Linked DNA regions of Homo sapiens: region 1 is linked to region 2. Evidence: read pairs that join two places in POLR2A ChIA-PET (ENCODE). Cell type or tissue: OCI-LY7. All regions are shown on one strand. Each heading gives the region's core, and the rest is flanking DNA. Links, peaks and the distances in the headings are about the cores only.

Region 1 (11,351 bases), core at 1,720-9,719, 490 kb after region 2:
GTGCTTTATAGTGGGGGCACAGATGCTTTATTGGCATGATCATTATTCTAAACATTACATATTGCCCACTTATCAACAACAAAAATAACTTATGCAAAATAGTTAATAAATAATTGCTGAATCAAAGAATGATTTTAAAAGTAACATGGTTAAATAATTTTTAACATGCTAATTGCTTTCCTACTTTTATTTTTATAGAAAAAAGCAGGTAAAGAAAAATAAAGTAGGGCATGCATATTACATTGATCTTTATCATGGAGTCTTCTTTAACTTATTTGAACTAAAAGCAATTTCTTTCCTCCATTATTGTCTTTTCAGCAAGGTCAAAACCATTTTTATAATAATACTAAGGCAGTACTTGCCCTTTTCACTTCTTTGGCATTTGCACTGATGATACAAAGACAATGGTAGGTCAAACTGTTGGCATCTTAGCACTTACCAAGGCAGCAGCAGCAAACTATATCCTTGTAGCCCTCACTGCCACTCATTTCCAGTTAAAAAATTTGCCAGTTTCACTTAAGTACATCCTTGATGAAGTAGTAAAAATTACTTTAATAAGTTTTGACCCTGTAGTGTATGTCTTTTTAGTGTTCTGTACAACAAAATGGGATGTATACACAAAACACTTCTGCTGGACATCAAAGTATAACAGATGTCTTATGGAAAATCACTCCTGGAATTAAGTTGCTACCGAAGTAGCTGCTTTTTTCATGGTACATCTATTTAACTTGAAAGAATAACCAACTGACAAACAATGGTTATTCAGGTTTGAGTATTTGGCAGATATTTTCTCAAAAATAAGCCAAATAAGCCTGTCATTTAAAGGAAGACAAATTGGCCAAATTTGTTGCCAATAAAATTTGAGCTTTCAGATGTAAATGAGAATTTTGGAAAACATGTTAACTGCAGCTGAGTTGAATTTTGCAATTTCCTAATTTTGAAGACCCTTCTGAAGAGATTGGTGCTGCTATTAGTGATTTTTTGATTGGGTAAAATGGAATGTGTCAACATTTGGAAGATCTGGACAATTCAGTGAACCAATATCTTCCAAATAACTAATGCATGATGTTGCAAATTAGTAAGTGGGTAAAAGGCCCACTCAAAGTTCAAGAGAGCAGTGATTTTTTAATGTAACTATAAAATTCATTGATATGGTTTTATATTTTACATCACAACTAAACTTTAAGAAACTGCTACTTGGTGAGTTTTGGTAATCAAAGAATATCCACAATTATCTAAAAAGGCTAATTCCAACTAACTATCTATGTGAGGTTAGGTTTTAATACAGTTCAACACATTGCAACAGCTAGAATATAGAAGCAGATATGAGAATTCAACTGCCTTCTATTAACCCACACATTAAAGAGATTTGTAAACATGTAAAACAATGCCACTCTTTTTTAAAAATAGCTTTTCCTCAAAGATATTTTATGTTAACATGTAGTAACTTTAAGAATGAATAAATATTTAAAATTTTTCTATTTTTAATGCTGTAAATATCAGTAAATATAACCCACATAGTCAAAAGCACTCTGGGGCCGTAAATCACTTTTAAATGAAGGGTTCCTGAGACAAGCATCTTTTGAGAATTGTAGAATTTAATAAGGTTAGCCACTAATCAAATGTATCTATTCACACTGAATTAAAAAAAAATTGAGACAGGGTATTGCGCTCTGTTGCTCACGCTGGAGTGCAGTGGCATGATCACAGCTCATTGCAGCCTCAACCTTCCAGGCTCAAGACATCCTCCTTCCTCAGCCTCCTGAGTAGCTGGGACCACAGGCACACAGTACCACACCTGGCTAATTTTTAAATTTTCTGTAGAGACAGGGTTTTGCCATATTGCCAAGGCTAGTCTCAAACTCCTGGGCTTAAGCAATCCACCTGCCTTGGCCTCCCAAACTGCTAGGATTACAGGTGTGAGCCACCATGTCTATCCTTAAATTAGTTAATTAAATTTCTAAATAAAATATAAAATTAAATTCCTCATTCATACAGCATACATTTCAAGTGCTCAAATAACCACAGGTAGCCAGTGGCTATTAGATAAAATAGAGAACATTTCTTTCATCCAAGAAAGTTCTACCGGACAGTGTTGGTCTATACTATATTCTGAAGGTAGTTATTAGCACTTACTAAGTATCACTGGTATTATTCTTTCAGTATTTTATCATATCTTTGTTAACTCCTTAAAAAGAACATATGCTTTTTGAGGGCAGTAACCAGAATACTGATATCTGTATCCACATACACATGATATTTCAATATATTCCTGTCCAAATTTACAACCACCAAGTCTCCACCTTTTCTGTTCTTACGTGTTTAAAATAAACTGTTTTGTCAATGAATTAATGTTTATGTTGCTTCATTTCACGTTTTCATAAAGATTTAAAGACAATCCTTTTATCTGTTAGTTATACTACGTAGGTCTTACAGTTATAATTAAGAATTTTCAAGTTTTCCTGTGAGTTCTGTACATCTGATTGAAAGTAATGTTTTCATTAAAGTATTAAAATTATTCCATTAGATTATATCCATAAATAATAAAATGATTAAATTTATCTTGAGTGAATTAGTAGCACCTAGGTTCAGAGGATTTTATTTTCTGTATGGCCTTTGTAGGGTTTCTAACTTTTTGAAGTGTGATTTAATAACCCTTATATCCCACTAAAAGTAGGATGCGGAGTTTAAAAAAGCTTATTAAAACTAAAATTTAAAATAAATTTTGTTTATGCTTCTGAGATTTTTACATACTAGGATCCCTGCAACATACTCTGGGATGTAAAAATACTAGGCATGTCCTGTAGTGATATATCTGCCCTCTATTACTCCTCATACAATAGAGATTTATAGTATAATGAATGATTGCTTCTTGGCCTTTTGGCTAAGATCAAGTGTATAGTATAATGAATGCTGCTTCTTATTTCCAGTTTAGTTTAAGGCAATGCTCCCTGGCAGGCAAGGCCACATTTATAGGAAGGAAAATAACAGGAGAGGTATGTGGACTTCTGGTCAGGCACTTTTCTGGTCAACAACAAAGATATGTACCTGGAACTAGGTGAGAGATTAGCTGCTTATATATACACCCAAGCTCTCTGCCAGTTTAGGGTTGTGGATCAACCCCTCCACATACCCCAATAGTTCCTTTTGGAAACAGAAGAAAATTTTTCCTTTTAAAGTTTTATTCTGGGTGAAAAAACCAGAAACATGATCCATAAAACAAATACACTCTTTGTACTGATTTAAGCAGTACTGATTTGGGCCTTACAAAATCATCCCTCCATGCAAAAAGACTGTATACTGTAAGTTGAATCATAGGATTTTATTTCTTCAATGAAAGTAAGTAAAAATAACTGCTATTTAAATGAAGTAATTTTTGTAAATTGTAAACTTTATATTACACTAGCTTCTAAAGCCTCTGTTTTCAATTTTGTCTTGCTATGTAAGTTCATTCTAAACAATTTTGTTTCTGTAGCTAAAAAGGCTTATAATCTAAATATATTTCCATAGACTGATTTATTTCCTATATAAATTATGTGTGTAAATGTGTAGCAATTTATTTCCAAAGTAACATTAATCTTAAGCTAAGCTTAAAAATTTTACATTGTATTAGCAGTGGTAGAAATTATTTTTATTAAAGTAAATTCAAAGTTCATAGTTCAAATAGGATTACATTTTAACATGGCAAAATTAGGAAATTTAGATAAAGGCCATATTACTAAGTAACTATTAAACTGAAAAAAGACAATATTTAATAAGTTCTAGTCATGTCTGCAGGTAGTGGCAGTCTAAGATGCTAAGTTTAAAGGCAGTGTTTGGTTTGCAAAAGGAAGCAGTTTCTTGTATTTTCCTCACATATAATGGGAGAATAATAACTACTTATAAGATTTTTTAAGGACTGAATGAGCAATTTATATAAACTGCCTATCTCAGTAACTAATTAACAGATGACCCTATAAGCTACCACTACACAGTTTCCCCAGTACACAAACACACACAGTTTACCCTGAATTCATTCTAACAGTCTATACCTTAACTAGTACGAAATCTTAAATTGCCTACGATTACAAACATCATTTACAAGTTTAATAAGAAATTCAAAAGATTTATATTTCAAAATCATATGCAATTATATACAAAGAACATAAAAAACAGAATGTCAGAATCTTATATCAATCCTTCCCTCAAGTAAAAGTTCTGCCTATGGCTGGGCGTGGTGGCTCACGCCTGTAATCTCAGCACTTTGGGAGGCCAAGGCGGGTGGATCACCTGACGTCAGGAGTTCGAGACCAGCCTGTCCAACATGGTGAAACCCTGTCTCTGCTAGAAATACAAAAATTAGCCAGGCATGGTGGCAGGCTGTAATCCCAGCTACTCAGGAGGCTGAGGCAGGAGAATCGCTTGAACCCAGGAGGTGGAGGTTACAGTGAGCCGAGATTATGCCATTGCACTCCAGCCTGGGGGACAAGAGTGAGACTTCGTCTCAAAAAAAAAAAAAAAAAAAAAAAAAAAGTTCTGCCTGTAAGTATTCACAACAGATTCACTGGCTTTTTTTTTTTTTTAACTTTTAAATTCAGGGGTACAAGTGCAGGTTTGTTACATAGTTAAACTTGTGTCATGAGGGTTTGTTGTGCAGATTATTTCATCACACAGGTATTAGGCCCAGTACCCATTAGTTATTTCTTCTGATCCTCTCCTTCCACCCTCCACCACTGGTAAGCCCCAGTGTCTGTTGTTCCCCTCTGTGTGCCCATGTGTTCTCATCATTTAGTTCCTACTTAACATGTGAGAACATGCAGTATGCCTGTGTTAGTTTGCTAAGGATAATGGCCTCCGAAACCCTACAAGCCAGAAGAGATTGGGAGTCAATATTCAACATTCTTAAATAAATTCTAACCCAGAATTTCATAGTTAGCCAAACTAAGCTTCATAAGTGAAGGAAAAACAAGATCCTTTTCAGACAAGCAAATGCTGAATTTGTTACCACCACATCTGCCTTACAAGAGCTCCTAAAGGAAACATTAAATAGGGAAAGGAAAGACCGTTACCAGATCCTACAAAACCATACTGAAGTACACAGACCAGTGGCACTATAAAGTCAACCACATAAACAAGTCTGCAAAGTAACTAGCTAACATCATTATGACAGCATCAAATCCACACATATCACTATTAACCTTAAATGTAAATGGGCTCAATGCCCCAATTAAAAGACACAGGATGGCAAACTGGATAAAAAACCAAGATCCAATGGTATGCTGTATTCAAGAGATCCATCTCACATGCAGTGACACACATAGGCTCAAAATAAAGGGAATGAGGAAAATCTACCAAGCTAACGGAAAACAAAACAAAACAAAAAGCAGGGGTTGCAATTCTAGTTTCTGACAAAACAGACTTTAAACCAAACAAAGATTTTAAAAAAGGCAAAGAAGGGCATTATACAATGGTAAAGGTTTACATTCAACAAGATCAAACTATCCTAAATATGTATGTGCCCAACACAGGAGCACCCAGATTCATAAAGTAACTTCTTAAGAGACCTTCAAAGAGACTGAGACTCTCATACAGTAATAGTGGGAAACTTAACACTCTACTCACAATATGAGATCACTGAGACAGAAAATTAACAAAGATATTCAGGACCTGAACTCAGCACTGGATCAAATGGACCTGATAGATATTTACAGAACTCTCCACCCAAAAACAACAGAATGTACATTCTTTTCATTGCCACATGGCACTTTCTCTCTAAAACTGCTCACATAATTGGAAGTAAAACCCTCCTCAGCAACTGTAAAAGAACTGAAATCTTAACAGTCTCTTGGACCACAGTGCAATCAAATTCAAAATCAAGACTAAGAAATTCACTCACTCATACAATTACATGGAAACTGAATAACCTACTCCTGAATGACTTTTGGGTAAATAATGAAATTAAGGACATAATAAAAAAGTTCTTTAAAACTAATGGGAACAAAGAGACAATGTACCAGAATCTCTGGGACACAGCTAAGGCAGTGTTAAGAGGGAGATTTATAGCACCAAATGCCCACATCGAAAAGATAGATCTCGAGTTAACAACCTGACATCACAACTAAAATAACTAGATAATCAAGAGCACACAAATCCCAAAGCTAGCAAAAGACAAGAAATAACCAAAATCAGAGCTGAACTGAAGGAGACAGAGACAAGAAAAAACATTCAAAAGATCAACGAATCCAGGAGCTAGTTTTTTTGAAAAAAATTAATGAAACAGACTGCTAGCTAGACAAAGACCAAAAATTCAAATAAACACAATCAGAAACAACAACAAGGGGGATATTACCACTGACCCCACAGAAATACAATCAACCATTAGAGATTCATTGCCTTTTTTTTTTTTTTGAGATGGAGTCTTGCTCAGTTGCCCAGGCTGGAGTGCAGTGGCGCAATCTCGGCTCACTGCAAGCTCCACCTCCTGGGTTCATGCCATTCTCCTGCCTCAGCCTCTCGAGTAGCTGGGACTACAGGCGCCCGCCACCACGCCCGGCTAATTTTTTTTGTTTGTATTTTTAGTAGAGATGGGGTTTCACCATGTTAGCCAGGATGGTCTGGATCTCCTGACCTCGTGATCCACCCGCCTTGGCCTCCCAAAGTGCTGGGATTACAGGCGTTGAGCCACCGCGCCTGGCCAAGATTCATTGCCTTTTAAAGCAATCAGTTCAAGCCCTATGTCTCAGACAGAGGAAAGGGAGGAAGAAATACAAGGGAGGTGGGGGGAGAGAAAGAGAGTGAGTCATAATATAATTTGAGCCCTGGTATCAACCAGGGCTCACTGAAGCTATCACTTTTCATACTTTTCAGTCCTTCCCTTTTTCGGCTTATACCTACTGAGTTGGGGTTCCAAAACAAATTATTAATTTTGAATAATTCACAAATTATGGCTAAGAATATGGCAATTAGAAGAAAGGTTTTATTTTTGCCATGCCTGGTAGAATTCTTCAGTAAGTGGTGGATTTAGCATTTATATCCAGGATACTGACTCTAGAGCTTGTGCCCTTTATCACAATGCTGTAGTAAATGCTAGCACTATTACACGTCTTTGAAATTTAACAATGGATTTTTTTTTTGAATTACGACAAGCTTGCACACACCTATATGCATCCGGGTTTTTTTTTTAAACATATTTTGATATCTTGTAAAGAGAACCCAAGAAGTAAGAGAGACTACAATGATGCAAATGGTATTTTCCTATTCTTAATAATTTAGATAAAAAAGATGATTTAAGAAGAAATTTTTTCCTACAAAGCTGTCTTCTATATTCATGGGAAGAGGTATACAATTCAAAATCTACTGCTTCAGTTATACAGAAAAACAACACCCTGAAATTGTATTTTACATATGTCTCTGATCCAGATCAATGGGAGTACCATCCAAAGCATGACTATGGAAACAAGAACTAGGGATCTATGTTATATAATCTTGCCTTTTTAGAGTAGAGGCTCACCTATGAGAGGTGTTTGTTTAGGTAGAGGGTAAATCAATTCAAACTAGAGATTTCTGTTGTAAAGGCACTATACAATCTGGCACTAGATTTTCCAGGCATCCATCCAATTACTCACAAACAGGATATGGGTGGGATTAGCTTGTGCACTAGGAACAGTCAGATCACAGGATGTCCCCAGTTGGAAAACCTAAACAACATGAGAGTTCTCTGTACTACTCTAGCGTTATAAAGTTAGACTGACTCTATAATCAGAATGTGCTATTATTCTACAGACTTTAGAGTGAGGTTACCGATATAAAACTGTCTTTTAAGAAAAGTGTCTGAGAAGGCCAAAAGGAACTACGAGTCAATGAATACCTACAGGAAGTTCTCTAAACTGTCCTCTTTTCCCCAAGTATCTCTTAACTAAGAATAGCTGTCAACCTGAGTCATGGGGGTGGGATGAGGGTAGGGGGCAGAGTAATGTTTTCTCTAGGTCACATACTTTGTATTCAACTTATAGCTTGAATCTTCAGATTGGCAACAAGTGCAACATTGGCAAATCTTACAATTCCCTTGCAATTCACAAGTTACAAAGCACTTTAACCAGAACATCCTCAGAACAACATACTGTAACATTGGTAGAGTTGGTATTATCATCACTTTTTAAGGAAAAGATATAGGAAGCTTAGTAAAGCTAAGCAAACTATTCAAATTCACACAGAGAGTAATTAGAAGAAAAGGATTAAAAACAGGTCTCTAGAGTTCTCTCCAAAGTACCATGGTACTCCAAAAATAAATTATTGCAGCGTTCTTTGAATATATCATCACACTTCATTTTTATAAAACATTTGGGCTATTTATATGTATGCATATACAACTGATACTTTCAAACAATTATACCATCCTTTCATAAACACTTGTACTCCAACTTTTTAATAAATGAAGTCAGGTCTAGAAAAATATACCCTTAAGTTCCACCAAAATATAGACTGCTGCACAATAATTTCTCAGACTTGAAAAATAAGACAAGAGGAAATCAAGAGAAAAATTAGGTTTCAAGCCAGATAGTTCAAAAACTTTAAAATGGGTGTAATTTACATAATTCAAAATTTGTGGGTGACTAATGCTAAAATCACAACTGAGTAAATGGGTCCAGTGATGAATTAGTCTAGGAAGTTTTTCATGTTGAGAAATGTGGTTAATTTTGGATTTTTTTATAAAGAATTTCTCAGGTTTATTGTAGAATATATACACAGTAATTTTTACTTTTATTTCTCTAACCTTTGTTGTCTATGAGGCCTGATTTTCTCTGCCACAGTTTTCCCAACCACGTTCTTTTTAGAAACATTACCTCCTGGCTGGTTAGGGAAAACTGAATTGCGATTATTAAAATGCATTTTAGTAAATCTTGAGAATACTTGAGAGTACTACCAAATGACAATGCTCTGAATCCATGAGAACAGTGGAAACTCATTAAGTAATGGTTTCAAAATTTTAAAAATGCTTTCCTAGATTTCTTTTTATTCTCAAATAAAAAGGCTGTCTAACTCAAATTCAATTGATTCAAATTCGTGGTTTTCTGGTCTTTGTATTTAAAATTAGTAAAGATTTAATGAAATACCAAATACACACCTCTTCTTTTTATGGATATATTGGCTATCCCAAATTTCTTCAGGAGTTCTAACATTCCTCCCAGAGTAACAACTGCTGAATGTTAACCTACCAAATGTTTTCAAATTTTCTGTAAGAAAAGAGTTTTTTTCCCATTTAAAAAAAATTTGATTGTATTTATTTTATAGGATAGCTTGAAATGGAAGGCTGATGCTCCACTTAAGGACCGTACTCTGTCTATACTGACTGTTTTGTTTATAGCCTGTACCAAGGTTATTCTTATTAAGCATAAAATGTTGATTAAGCTGAAAATGTAAAATAAGGCAATAAAATATCAAGATTTGGTAAACCACTTAAAAGAGAAAAACCTATGCAATATATTATATCAACAAACCACATGTCAAAACAGAAATTCTCACTTAAGGAAAATAAGGTACATCTGAGCAGCATAAATGTTCTAACACTAGTTTAGCAAACTATGAGCTGTCAAGTTCCAATAACCTATTATTCACACCTCTTTAATCACTTCCACAGAGTTGATTATAAATAGCCTCATACACTTTTAAATAAGGTCATTCTGAAATGAAACAAAGAAGGTAGTAAATATTTTTGTACATAAGGGACTCAAATCCTAACGTACAACAGAACTGTGTATTACTCAAATATTCAATATAAGAAAAGTAACAAAACCTTTTCTTAACTATGTCAAGTATGCACTATATGTAGATTCAATGGAATACCTAAATTGCAGCACCATTTAAATATAGCAGCTTAAATAAAATATCATCCCCAGTAAGTTTCACTCATATTACTAAGCCTCTGGGCATTATTCATGATATAGTAAAATATAATAATCAATTTGTTGATCTAGCTGGAACAATGTTATGCAAAGTCATGATGAAAAGACTAGTCTGCAAAAAAAAATTTATAGTCTCACTGATGATGGCATTGGTTTGCAATAACTCCATAAAGCTGATGGTATAAATGCATTTCTTCAAAGTGAATTTACGTAAACACATATTAGAGAAAACGTAAAATGTTGTAATGAAATGGAAGAACATTTTCCAAAACAATTAAATTAAAATTGAGTATAATGGGGTAAATGGGGTTGGCTGAAATCAACCAAACAAAAGAAAAACAACAACAACAAAAAAACAAAAGCAAATATTTGGCTTTGTATGAAGTATACTTTCTAAAAATTGATCATTACAGAATCTCTAAGAAACATATAAACTATCCTTATTATTCTGGAGTCGTTTTCTATCATGACAGCATCTTAAATGATTATCTGCTGAAATTAGAGTAGCATACTCCTAAAATTTCTCTTTTAAGAACTAGGCCTGAAGAACAACTGATAACAAGTAGCTACAATTACAGTTGCTTTTAACTATTTAAAAATTTCTCATGAAGGTTTCAAACTAAAAACCCTGAAGTTTTCTGGATGAACAAACTTGCTATATAGCCAGCTTTTCTCATTTTTTCCTACAACTAGCCGCTTATAGATAACTCAAGAGATAATACATTATGTTTGGGAAGAGGTAAATTAGAGGTTTTGACTAATTGCTTAAACACTGATCCTCATGCATTTGCATTATATAGTAACACAACCTTTTGGGAGTATACCTATTGCATAAACCTTTGTTACTGGAATAATTTGAAAATAGAAAAGAAGTTGGATACATGCATAATATTAACAAGTTTCACAATCTTTTAAAAAATTACATGCAAGTCCCAATTTCTACTTAATCATTTCCTTCACCTGGTTGTAGAAATGCTTACTTAAAAACATTTACTGCACACAAAAAATTAGTCACCTCTGTTCTGTTTTCCATAAGACATACTTTTTAAACAAAAGCTTTTAGTTAATTGTGGTAAATTAAATATCTTCTGACAAGGTGAGTATAATAGAAAATGGTTGACCATAGAGAAAACCGGGAGACTAATTTGCCCACATTCCAGAAGAGCTGCATGAAGATTTCTGAAATGTAGGCATTGTATCCATATGAAGCACTTCTAATTTTACACTCCTATGCCACAGTCATCAATATTTTATTGGAAGAATTCTCACATGAAAAAGTACATTTATATATACATTTATATATATACATGTATATATATATACACACACACCATGAAATGCTACGCAGCCATTAAAAAGAATGAAATCATGTCCTTTGCGGCAGCATGGATGCAGCTGGAGTCTGTCATCCTAAGCAAATTAACACTGGCACAGAAAACCAAATACTACATGTTTTTACTTCTAAGTGGG
Region 2 (11,351 bases), core at 1,715-9,714:
ATATGGCTTTGCTGTGATTCAGCCATTTCCCTATTACTTTCATTGACTTCATGGACTTAATGAATATTCTGCAGTTTCGTTTTGTAATTGATTAGCTCTTTAATTGAACTGAACTGCCAAATGGTGTAGTCTCTAAGCCTCCTTCCCCTGTTGATAATCTAGTGCTTCTCAAATTTTAACGTGCATAGGAATCACCTGCACTTCTAATATCCACTTGGTCATATGGATGCTGTTCTGCCAGACCACAGACCACTGCTGTCCAATAGAAATGTAATGCCTATATAAATTACTTGTGCTTAAAGTTTCTAGTATTCACATTATAAAAAGTAAGCACGTGGAAAAAAAGTGAAATAAATGAATATATTTTACTTAGTATATTCACAATATCATTTTAACATGTAATAGGAAAATTATTAATGAGATATTTTATGTTCTTTACATTGGACCAGGTTTTTTGAAATATCAAGTGTGTTTTACACTTAGAGCATTTCTCAATTTGCATTAGGCACATTTGACTAGTGACTGCTGTATCGAACAACAGTTTTGGAGTCTAAAAGTGTAGACCAATGTTACTCTTAGTGTATTTTCAGATTGGCCTCATCAGCAATCCTTGAGAATGTAAATTTTAGGGCCCCACCTCATACCGGTTGTTGTTAGAATATCTAGGGCTAGAGCCTGTAATCTGTGGTTTGAAAACGCTCTGGGATATGGCTATACAATGTATATGTGGTATTCTGGATGGGACCCTGGAACAGAAAAAGGACATTAGGAGAATACTAAGGAAATCTGAATGAAGTGTGGAAATTGTTATGTGTCAGTGTTGGTTGATTGAATATGACAAATGTACCATACTAACATAAGTTGTTAATAGGGATAACTGGGTCCAGAGTACATGGGAACTCTGTGGACTATCTTTGCAGTAATTATGTAAATCTAAAACTCTTTTAAAATAAGAAGTTTATTTTTAGAAAAGTTCTTCAGATTATTCCATTGCTCACTAAAAGTTTGAGAATCCAGTGATCTAGATTATTAATCACTTGTACTGCTACAGCTTGTTTGGGCAGGATGGTGGCCAGTATTGGGTCTGGTAGGATGATGATAATAGTTTTTTTGTAGTAAGACCTAAAACTTTTAAAGCACTTGCCATGCTCCATGCACTATTTCAAGTGCCTTACACACATTTACTTAATTCTCCCAGTATGCAGTATGTACTACTAATAAGCTGCACTTTGCAGATGGAAAAAACTGAAGCCCAGAGAGGTTAAATGACTTGTCCAGAGTCACACAGCGAGAGACAGAGACAGGATGTTTTATAAATTATCAGTGCGTTTGTGACTATTTTTCTACTCTCACAACTTTTGCTTCCTTGAGTAAGCACTGATTAATGTAGATACTCTGTGACGTCTGAAAGTTACAAAGTTTTTTTTCTTTCTTCTCACAAACATCTTTTGAGGTTTGTATTGTTTGCTTTGTTTTACAGGCAAGTTAAGGTGCCTAGGGTCCTGAGAGCTGATAAATGGTAAAGCCTAGATTTAAAATTTAGACCTCTGACTCCAAGTTCTGTGCTCTTTTCCTTCCCCACAGCAGAATTCAGAATATGTTATGAGGTTAGAGTGACATCTTTTAAAGTTGGCTGAAAATTTCCTATATTTTGCTACATAATATATATTTTTAAATTTCAGTTTTATTAAAGTGTAATGTACATACATAAAATAAACTAACATTCAACAATAAAAAAGAATGATCTATGGAGACAACATGAGTGAATCTCAAAAGCATTAATCTAAGTGAAACATGTCAGACACAGAAGGCTACATACTATATGATTTGTATTTCTCTATTACAGCTTTTGCTTCCTTGAGTAAGCAGTGATTAATGTGATACCATCTATCATGCTTTATATCTAAGTGCTTTTTTTCGTGTTTTCTCTTTCCGTTCTTACAAGGATCTTTTGAGGTTTGTACTGTTTCCTATTTTAGAGATGGATTGTACCACAGTTTGTATTCACAAGTTCATAGGCCTTTGAGTTTTCAATTTCTGGCCATTATGAATGTTCATGTAAGGCCTTTGTGTGGACTTATGTTTTCATTTCTCTTGGGTAAATACCTAGAAGAGGGATTGCTGGATCATGTAGTAAGCGTATGTTTAACTTTATTAGAAATTACCAAATTATTTTCCGCAGTGGTTGTACCATTTTGCATTTCCACCAGCAATGAAGAGAATTCCAGTTGCTGGTATCTTTACCATACAAAACATTCTGTGTTTTTGAAAGCCATCCAGTAGGTGAGTAGTGATACCTGGTTGTTTTAATTTGCATCATTAGGGTTTTAACAGTTTTTTTAAAAAAATACAGTTTTGAGGTATAATTGCTGTATAACAAGCTGCACATATTTTTTAAGTGTACAATTTGAAGAGTTTTGACATATGTATATACCTGTGAAGCCACTACCATTTTCAAGATAATGAACATTTCTTTCACCCATCAAAAATTTCCTTGAGCTCCTATGTGATTCATTCCCCATGTCCCTTGGCAACTATTGCTCTGCTTTCTGTCACTATCAATTAGTTTGATTCTAGGAAATCAATTTTCTAGAATTTTATGCAGATGGACTCGTGTACTATGGATTCTGGTCTGGATTTTTCTTCACTCAAGAAAATTATTTTGAGATTCACCCAGTTTGCTGTGTGTATCAACAGTTCGTTCCTTTTTATTGCTGAGTGATATTCCATTGTGTGGATATACCACAATTAGTTTATTCAATTGTTGATTGACTTGCGAGTTTCTCTTTGTTACAGATGAAACTACTGTCTTTGTGTCTACATATGCTTTAATTTTTGTTGGTAAATACCTAAGAGGAAAATCCCTGAATCATGTGGTAGATGCATATTTAACATTTTAAGCATCTGCCAAACTTATTTCAAATGCTGGTTCAGTTTTACATCCTCACCAGCTTTGTGTGTGAGTTCCACTGGCCCTGCATTCTCAAAAACACTGGTATGACCTGACTTAGCCATTCTGTGAGATGTGTGGTGACATTTCTTTCTTTTTGGTTTTAATTTGCATTTTCCTGATGGCTAAAGATGTTGGGCATATTTTCATGAGCCTATTTACCATCTATAGATCTTTGGACAAGTCTGTTTAAATATTTTGCCTGTTTTTTTTTTTTTTTTTTTTCCTGTTAGGGTCTTGCTCTGTCACCCCAGGCTGCAGTACAGTGGCATGTTCACAGTTCACTGCAGTCGCGAACTCCCAGGCTCAAACAGGCTTCCCACTTTAGCCTCCCAAGTAGCCGTGACTACAGGTGTGTGGCACCATGCCCAGCTAATTTTGTAAACTTTTTTTGTAGAGACGGGTTCGTGCTATGTTGTCCAGGTTGGTTTTGAACTCCTGACCTCAAGTGATCCTCTTGTCTCGACTTCCTAAAACACTGGAATTACAGGTGTGAGCTACCTTGCCTAACCTATGATTTTTTTCTTTTTTATAATGTCTTTGGTTTTGGTGGAATGGAGTTGGGATGTTTTCTCTCTGCTTCAACTTTTTTTTGAGAGATTTATGTAGAATTGGTAGTAACTTCTTTACGTTTTTGGTAAAATTCACCAGTGAAGCCGCCTGGGCCAGTTTTCTTTGTGGGAAGCTTTTAAAGACAAATTCTGTTTATTTAATAGATATAGGAGTATTCAGGTTATCTGTTTATTCTTTAGCAAGCTTTGGTTATTTGTATCTTTCAAGAAATTTGTTAGAAGGGCATGGTAGCATGCACCTGTAGTCCCAGCTATTCAGGAGGCTGAGGCTAGGAGGATTGCTTGAGCCCAGGAATTAGAGGCTGCAGTGAGCTATGATTATGCTTCTGCACTCCAGCCTGGGCAACAGAGCAAGACCCTGTCTCTTAAAAAAAAAAAAAAAATTTGTCTACTTCATGTGGATTGTTGAGTTTGTTGGCATAAAGTTGTTCATAATATTTTCTATTTTCCTTTTGATGTCTTCAGGATCTGTAGTTATGTCTCTGGTTACCTTTTTGATAATTTGTTTCTTTTCTCTTTTGTTCCCATTAGTTTGGCTAGAGGATTGTCAGTTTTACTGATCTGTGCTTTTTTTTTTTTTTTTTTTTTTTTTTTTTTTTTTTTTTGAGGCAGGGTCTTGCTCTGTCTCCCAGGCTGGAGTGCAATGGCATGATCTCAGCTCGCTGCAGCCTTTGCCTCCTGGACACAAGCCTCAGCCTCCTGAGTAGCTGGGACCACAGGCACATGCCAACCACACCCGGCTAATTTTTTGTATTTTTGGTAGATATGGGGTTTCACCACGTTGCCCAGGGTGGCATTGAACTTCTAAGCTCAGATGATCTGCCTGCCTTGGCTTCCCAAAGTGCTGGGATTATAGGTGTGAGCCATTGCACCTGGACAGTTTTACTGCTCTTAAAGAACCAGGCTCTGGTTTCATTGATTTTTCTCTAACATTTTTCTGTTTTCTTTTTATTGCTTTCTGCTCTCATCTTTTTCATATCTTTTCTTCTACAAACTTTTTTTTTTTTTTTTTTTTTTTTTTTGAGATGGAGCCTTGCTCTGTCACCCAGGCTGGAATGCAGTGGCACAATCTCGGCTCACTGCAACCTCTGTCCCCAGGGTTCAAGCCATTCTCCTGCCTCAGCCTCCCCAGTAGCTGGGATTACAGGCATGCACCACCATGCCCAGCTCATTTTTGTATTTTTGGTAGAGACGGGGTTTCACCATGTTGGTCAGGCTGGTATCGAACTCCTGACCTCATTATCCGCCCGACTCTGCCTCCCAAAGTGCTGGGATTACAGGCATGAGCTACCGCGCCCGACCTCTACAAACTTTGGATTTAATTTGCTCCTCTTTACCTTCTTAGAGTGGAAGCTTATGTCATTGATGTGAGACTTTGTGTTTTTTCTGGCATTTAGTGCTGTAAGTTTTGTCTGAGCACTACTTCAGCTGTATCCCACAAATTTTGAAATTACATGTTTTCATTTTCATTCAGTACACATTTCCTGTTTGGTTTCTTTTTTCTTTTTTTGAGACGTTGTTTCACTCTCACCAAGGCTGAAGTGCAGTGTCACAAACTGCAGCCTTGACTTCCTGGGCTCCTGTAATCCTCTTACCTCAGCCTCCCTTAGTAGCTGGGACTACAGGTGCATATCACCATGCCCGGCTAGTTTTTTTAGTTTTTGTAGAGACGGGGTCTCACCAGGAGTTCAAAACTCACCAGGCTGGTCTTGAACTCTTGGCCTCAAGTGATCCTCCCACCTCCGACTCCCAAAGAGCTGGGATTACACGCGTGAGCCACCTTGTCCAGCCTGATTTTGTCTTTTGACTCCTGACTCATTTAGAAGTGTGTTGCTTAGATTCCAAAAACAATTTTGGGGTTTTTAAGATACTTTTTGAGAGTTTCTAATTTAATTTTATTGTGATTGGAGAACATACTTTGCATAATTTCAGTTCTTTTCAGTTTATTGAGGCTTGTTCCATGGCCGAGAATGTGGTATACAGGAACTTAGGTTTGTAAGAAACTACTAAACTGGCTGTGCTATTTAGCACTCTCACTAACACTATGTAAATACTCTAGTTTCTGGAATACTTGCCAGCACTGTTATTGTCTTTTTTAAAACAAAAACAAAAACAAAAACTTTATTGTAGTTGATGTGTAGTGATACCTAATTTGGGCTTTAGTTTACATTATTGATTTTTATTCTTGTTAAAATCAATTTGAATAAAACTTACAAATCGTGGATTTTTTTTTTCCAGTAGATGACAAAATGTGCTGAGGGATTGGTAATAGTTCATCATTTGTATGCTGCGTAAGTGCTACTTTTCAGTTTTCTTTTTTTTTTTTTTTTTTTTTTGAGACGGAGTCTCACTCTGTCGCCTAGGCTGGAGTGCAGTGGTGCAGTCTTGGCTCACTGCAACCTCTGCCTCCTGGGTTCAAGCGATTCTCCTGCCTCAGCCTCCCTAGTAGCTGGGATTACAGGCACCCACCACCACGCCTGGCTAATTTCTGTATTTTTAGTAGAGTGAGGTTTCACCATGTTGGTCAGGCTGGTCTGGAACTGCCGACCTTGTGATCCGCCCACCTCTGCCTCCCAGAGTGCTGGGATTACAGGTGTGAGCCACTGCGCCCGGCTAATTTTCAGTTTTCTAAGAGTTTGAATGTTTGTTTGCTTTTTAGTATTTACTTTTTTTTTTTTTTGAGACAGAGTCTTGCTCTGTCACCCAGGCTGGAGTGCAGTTGCGCGATCTCGGCTCACTGCAACCTCCGCCTCCCAGGTTCAAGCGATTCTCCTGCCTTGAGTAGCTGGGATTACAGGCATGCCACCATGGCCAGCTAATTTTTGTATTTTTAGTAGAGATGGGGTTTCACCATGTTGGTCAGGCTGTTCTTGAACTCCTACCTCGTGATCCACCCACCTCATCCTCCCAAAGTGCTGGGATGACTGGCGTGAGCCACCGTGCCTGGCCAATATTTACTTGTTTTTTGTTTTTTTTGGTTTTGTTTTTTTTTTTGAAATGGAGTCTTGCTGTGTTGCCCAGGCTGGAGGTGCAGTGGTGCGATCTCGGCTCACTGGAAGCTCCACCTCCCTGGTTCACACCATTCTCCTGCCTCAGCCTCCTGAGTAGCTGGGACTACAGGTACCCACCACCATGCCCAGCTAATTTTTTTGCATTTTTAGTAGAGACGGTTTCACCGTGGGAGCCAGGATGGTCTTGATCTCCTGACCTTGTGATCCGCCCACCTCAGCCTCCCAAAGTGCTGGGATTACAGGCGTGAGCCACCGCGCCTGGCCCTATATCTACTTTTAAAGAGGATTTGTAAGAGCTTCATGAGGATTTTAGTTACTTGTGGCTTTTGAGTAGATGGGTATAAGGTGATTTAAATTGTATACTACAGTGTCTTTAGTGAAATATATATAACATGAAATTTACTGTTTTAACCATTTTTGAGTGCACAGTTCTGTGGCATCAAATAAATTAACTTTGTTGTCCAGCCATCACCACCCTTCATCTCCAGAACTTTTTCATCTTTCTAAACTGAAACTCCATACCCATTAAGCAGTAACTTCCTGTTGCTGTCTTTCTCCATCCCTTGGTAACCACCATTCTGCTTTCTGTCTTTATGAATTTGACTACTCTAGGTACCTTATATACATGAAATCATATAATGTTTGCCCTTTGTGACTGGCGATTTCCCTAAGCATAAATAGTCTTCAGAGTTCATTCACATTGTACTGTCAGAATTTCCTTCCTTTTTAAGGCTGAATAATATTTTATGTATGTATCACATTTTGTTTATTCGTCCATTGATGGATATTTAGTTTGCTTCCACTTTTTGACTATTGTGATTAATGCTGCTGTGAACATGGATATACAAATATCTGTTTGACTTTCTGCTTTCAATTCTTGTGGGTGTATACCCAGAAGTGGAATTGCTGGATAATGTGGTAATTGTATTTTCAGTTTCCTTGAGGAACTACCATACCATTTTCCCTAGTGGCTGTACCACTTTACATTTCCACCAGCAGTGCACAAGAGTTTTAGTTTCTCCACATCCTCACAAACATTTGTTATTTATTTAGTTATATTTATTTATTTGAGACAGGGTCTCACTCTGTTGCTGAGGTTGGAATGCAGTGGCACAGTCACAGCCCACTGCAGCCTCAACTTCCAGGCTTGAGCGATTCTTTCACTTCAGCCTACTGCGTAGCTAGGGCTACAGGCATGTGCCACCAATCCTTGGCTATTTTTTAAATTTTTGTTTGTAGAGACGGGGCCTCGTTATGTTACTCAGGCTGGTCTTGAACTCCAGGGCTCAAGTGATCCTCCTGCCTCGGCCTCCCAAATTACTGGGATTACAGATATGAGCCACTGTACTTGGTCTATTTTTTAATTTAAAAAAAATGATAGCCGTCCTGTTGGGTGTGAAGTGGTATCTCATTGGTGTGTGTGTGTGTGTGTGTGTGTGTGTGTGTGTGTGTGTGTGTGATTTCCCTAATGATCAGTAATATTCAGCATCTTTGCAGGTTCTTACTGGCCGCTTATATACAGATGCTCCTTAATTTATGATGGTATTATGTTCTCATAAACTGATCATAAGTCAAAAATGTTGTGAGTCAAAAATGCATTTAAATTAGCCTGAGCAACATAGCAAGACCCTCATCTCTAAAAAGATTAAAAATTAGCTAGGTGTGGTGGTACGTACCTGTAGTCCTAGCTACTCAGGAGGCTGAGACAGGAAGATTTCTTGAACCCAGGAGTTTAAGGCTGCAGTGAGCTATGATGGTACCACTGCACTCCAGCCTAAGTGACAGAATGAGACCCCCATCTCTCAAAAGAAAAAAAAAAAAGGTATTTGATATTCCAATAAACCCACCATAAAGTCAGGAAATTGTAACTGGAACCATTGCAAGTTGGGAACCGTCTGTATCTTCTTTTGAAAAATGTCTGTCAGGTTCTTTGCCCACCATGACTCTTGATATCCCAATGTTTATTTGAAGTAAACTGGCATAATTTAAACATTATAGAGTGTTTTCTCCTTTTTTTGGGTGAGTTACTGATGTCTGACACTAGAACTTTGCAGTGGCCAGACTTAAATAATTGCTGCACTAACAGATGTATTTGCCTTTGTTTTGTGGATTATATCTTTTTAAAACATGGGGGATTGGTAAACACATGCAAGTAATTGAATGTAAGTGATATTTAGAAGATTTTCTTTAAGAGAGTAATGTGTATAGTTTCAGAATACCTGAATGGGTTGGGGAGGAGAAGATACCTGGGTAGCCAGTAGTGTTGTGAAGTGAATGTTTTTCTTCTAGAATAAGTTGTTAGGAGATCGAAAGTTTCATTGAACTTTTATAAAGACTAGGGTAATGATTTCTTTTCTTTTTTATTTTTTTGAGACTAAGTCTTGCTCTGTTGGAGTGCTGGAGTGCAGTGGTGCGATCTTGGCTCACTGCAACCTCTGCCTCCTGTTCAAGATATTCTCCTGCCTCAGTCTCCCGAGTAGCTGGGATTACAGGCACGTGCTACCACGCCTGGCTAATTTTTATATTTTTAGTAGAGACGAGGTTTCACCGTGTTAACCAGCATGGTCTCGATTTCCTGACCTCATGATCTGCCCGCCTCAGCCCCCCAAAGTGCTGGGATTAACAGGTGTGAGCCATCGCGCCCGGCCTGGGATTATTAATTTTAAACAAGTACTTTAAAAAATACTCGGAGGATTTGATGCGAAGTTCAGTGCTTAAACTGGAAAAGTTTCTTAATATTTTATATGTTTGAAGCTATATTAACATTTTATAGTTCACAATATTAGCATTGCTAAATAGGTTATACGTATCTGGATTGGACTTAAATTGTAAGCTCACTAATTAAGATACATTATGTTTCGGCTGGGCGTGGTGGCTCACACCTGTAATCCCAGCACTTTGGGAGGCCAAGGCGGGCGGATCACAAGGTCAGGAATTCCAGACCAGCCTGGCCAACATGGTGAAACCCCATCTGTACTAAAACTACAAAAATTAGCTAGATGTGGTGGCGGGCACCTGTAGTCCCAGCTGCTTGGGAGGCTGAGGCAGGAGAATCGCTTGAACCCGGGTGGCAGAGATTGCAGTGAGCCAAGATGGCGCCACTGCACTCCAGCCTGCGTGACAGAGGGAGACTCCATCTCCAAAAAAAAGATACATTATGTTTCTTTAACGTTTTGTTTACCTGTTTACTTTTTTTGATATACCTCTTAAACAGATTGGTTGGTTAAAACGGATGTCCTGGGGGAGAAAGACAACATTTGCTGAACTGTTTAAGTTTTGGTAGGCTTCTTGGTAGTTTAAATGGGAAGAAAATTTTAAAAATTGGCAGATAGAAAGGAGGAGGCTTTTAGATTAAAAAATAGCGTGATAGGAAATTTGAATCTGACTTGGGGGCAGAGAAGTAAAATATATAAGCAGGCGTGTGTGTCGGGGGTGGTGGTTGTTGAAACGTGGAAAAAGGGAGGAGGAAGAAGACTGGTAAGAGGCATGAAAAGCTTGTATGGGCGTTTTTGAGACTGCTAAGAGCAGCATCGGGGTGTAGCAGGCAGTAGGTATGCAGACCTTGTATATACTGGGAGTTGGGTACTTAGTAGTTGTAAGTGTTTGGGATGAATATGGATGGAGGCGTGTGGTGATGGGTATAGTATAGAATACATTTCAGTTCCAGGAGTATTGTGCTTGGACAGCGTTGTATTTGATTGAGCAAACTTTTAACCAAAATACTTTATAGAAACAGGATAAACAGCGTTCAACTTTCTCTTAAGAACAGAATCTACAGGTCTGGGGAACAGAGGAAGAAACAACCCAAAATTAAAACTGTAAACGTTTGTTTTAATACAGCTTATGTTTTTAAGTAAAAATAGCATTAATTATTCACACATTTGTAGATACTGTTACCTAGATCTAAAGTTTTAGTGCTACCCCATAATCATTTTAATTATTTTTTTCAGAGAATTTATCTGATTTTTGTCCTTTCTGTGAAGTTTGTTTCATTTTTTTAAACGTAAATTATTTCATGATTCCATTTCCACATTCTCAGCACATTTTTAAAAAATTGATAACACTGTATGTTTTTTATTATGTACAATATAGTTTTTGAAGTATATATACGTAGTGGAATGGCTAAATTTAGCTAATTTACAAATGCATTACCTCACATAGTTATCATTTTAGTGGTGAGAGCACACATCCACTCTCTTTACAGTTTTCAAGAATACAGTATATTGTCATTTACTGTAGTCACCTTGCTGTACAATAGATCTCTTGAAATTTATTCCTCCTATTTGACTATGATTGTATGTCCTTTGAGCAACATCTCAGTATTTCTCCCCTAGGCCCTTAGCCTCTCGTTACCACCATTTTACTCTCAACTTTTTTTTTTTTTTTTTGAGACAGAGTTTCACTGTTGTTGCCCAGGCTGGAGTGCAATGACGCTATCTTGGCCCACCACGACCTCCGCCTCCCGGGTTCAAGCAATTCTCCTGCCTCAGCCTCCCAAGTAGCTGAGATTACAGGCATGCGCTACCACGCCTGGCTAATTTTGTATTTTTAGTAGAGACGGAGTTTCTCCATGTTGGTCAGGCTGGTCTCGAACCCCCGACCTCAGGTGATCTGCACGCCCCGGTCTCCCAAAGTGCTGGGATTACAGGCATGAGCCACTGCGCCTGGCCTCAGCTTCTAAGAGATCAATATTTTTAGATTCCACATGTGAGTGAGACCATGTGGTGTTTGTCTTTCTGTGCCTAGCTTATTTCATTCAACGTAACGTCCACTGGGTTCATTCATGTTGTTGCGAATGGCAGGATTGCCTTCTTTTTT

What was found. Peaks named below come from ENCODE experiments on the same cell type or tissue, not always from the same donor. Only the 100,000 strongest peaks of a DNase experiment are listed, where the experiment ranks them.
Region 1: POLR2A ChIA-PET joins it to region 2 with 9 read pairs; 1 of 35 experiments calls an interaction of 5 or more read pairs at or near these places.

What each region holds. Positions count from the first base shown.
Region 1 is chr10:31,422,895-31,434,245 of GRCh38, reverse strand. All of the region lies in intron 1 of ZEB1 (zinc finger E-box binding homeobox 1), which reads right to left. Among named protein-coding and RNA genes, the nearest start is that of ZEB1, 110 kb to the right of the region's middle. In OCI-LY7, for the core only: no CTCF peak of the experiment used is centred there; a DNase peak (open chromatin) is centred at 7,865; H3K4me3 peaks cover 1,040 bases; H3K27ac peaks cover 759 bases.
Region 2 is chr10:31,914,957-31,926,307 of GRCh38, reverse strand. The region is part of intron 1 of ARHGAP12 (Rho GTPase activating protein 12); the gene reads left to right. It overlaps LOC107984219 (a long non-coding RNA gene), which reads right to left and starts at 3,456. Exons shown (of 3, transcript XR_001747415.2): 1 at 1-3,456. In OCI-LY7, for the core only: no CTCF peak of the experiment used is centred there; a DNase peak (open chromatin) is centred at 5,097; H3K27ac peaks cover 497 bases.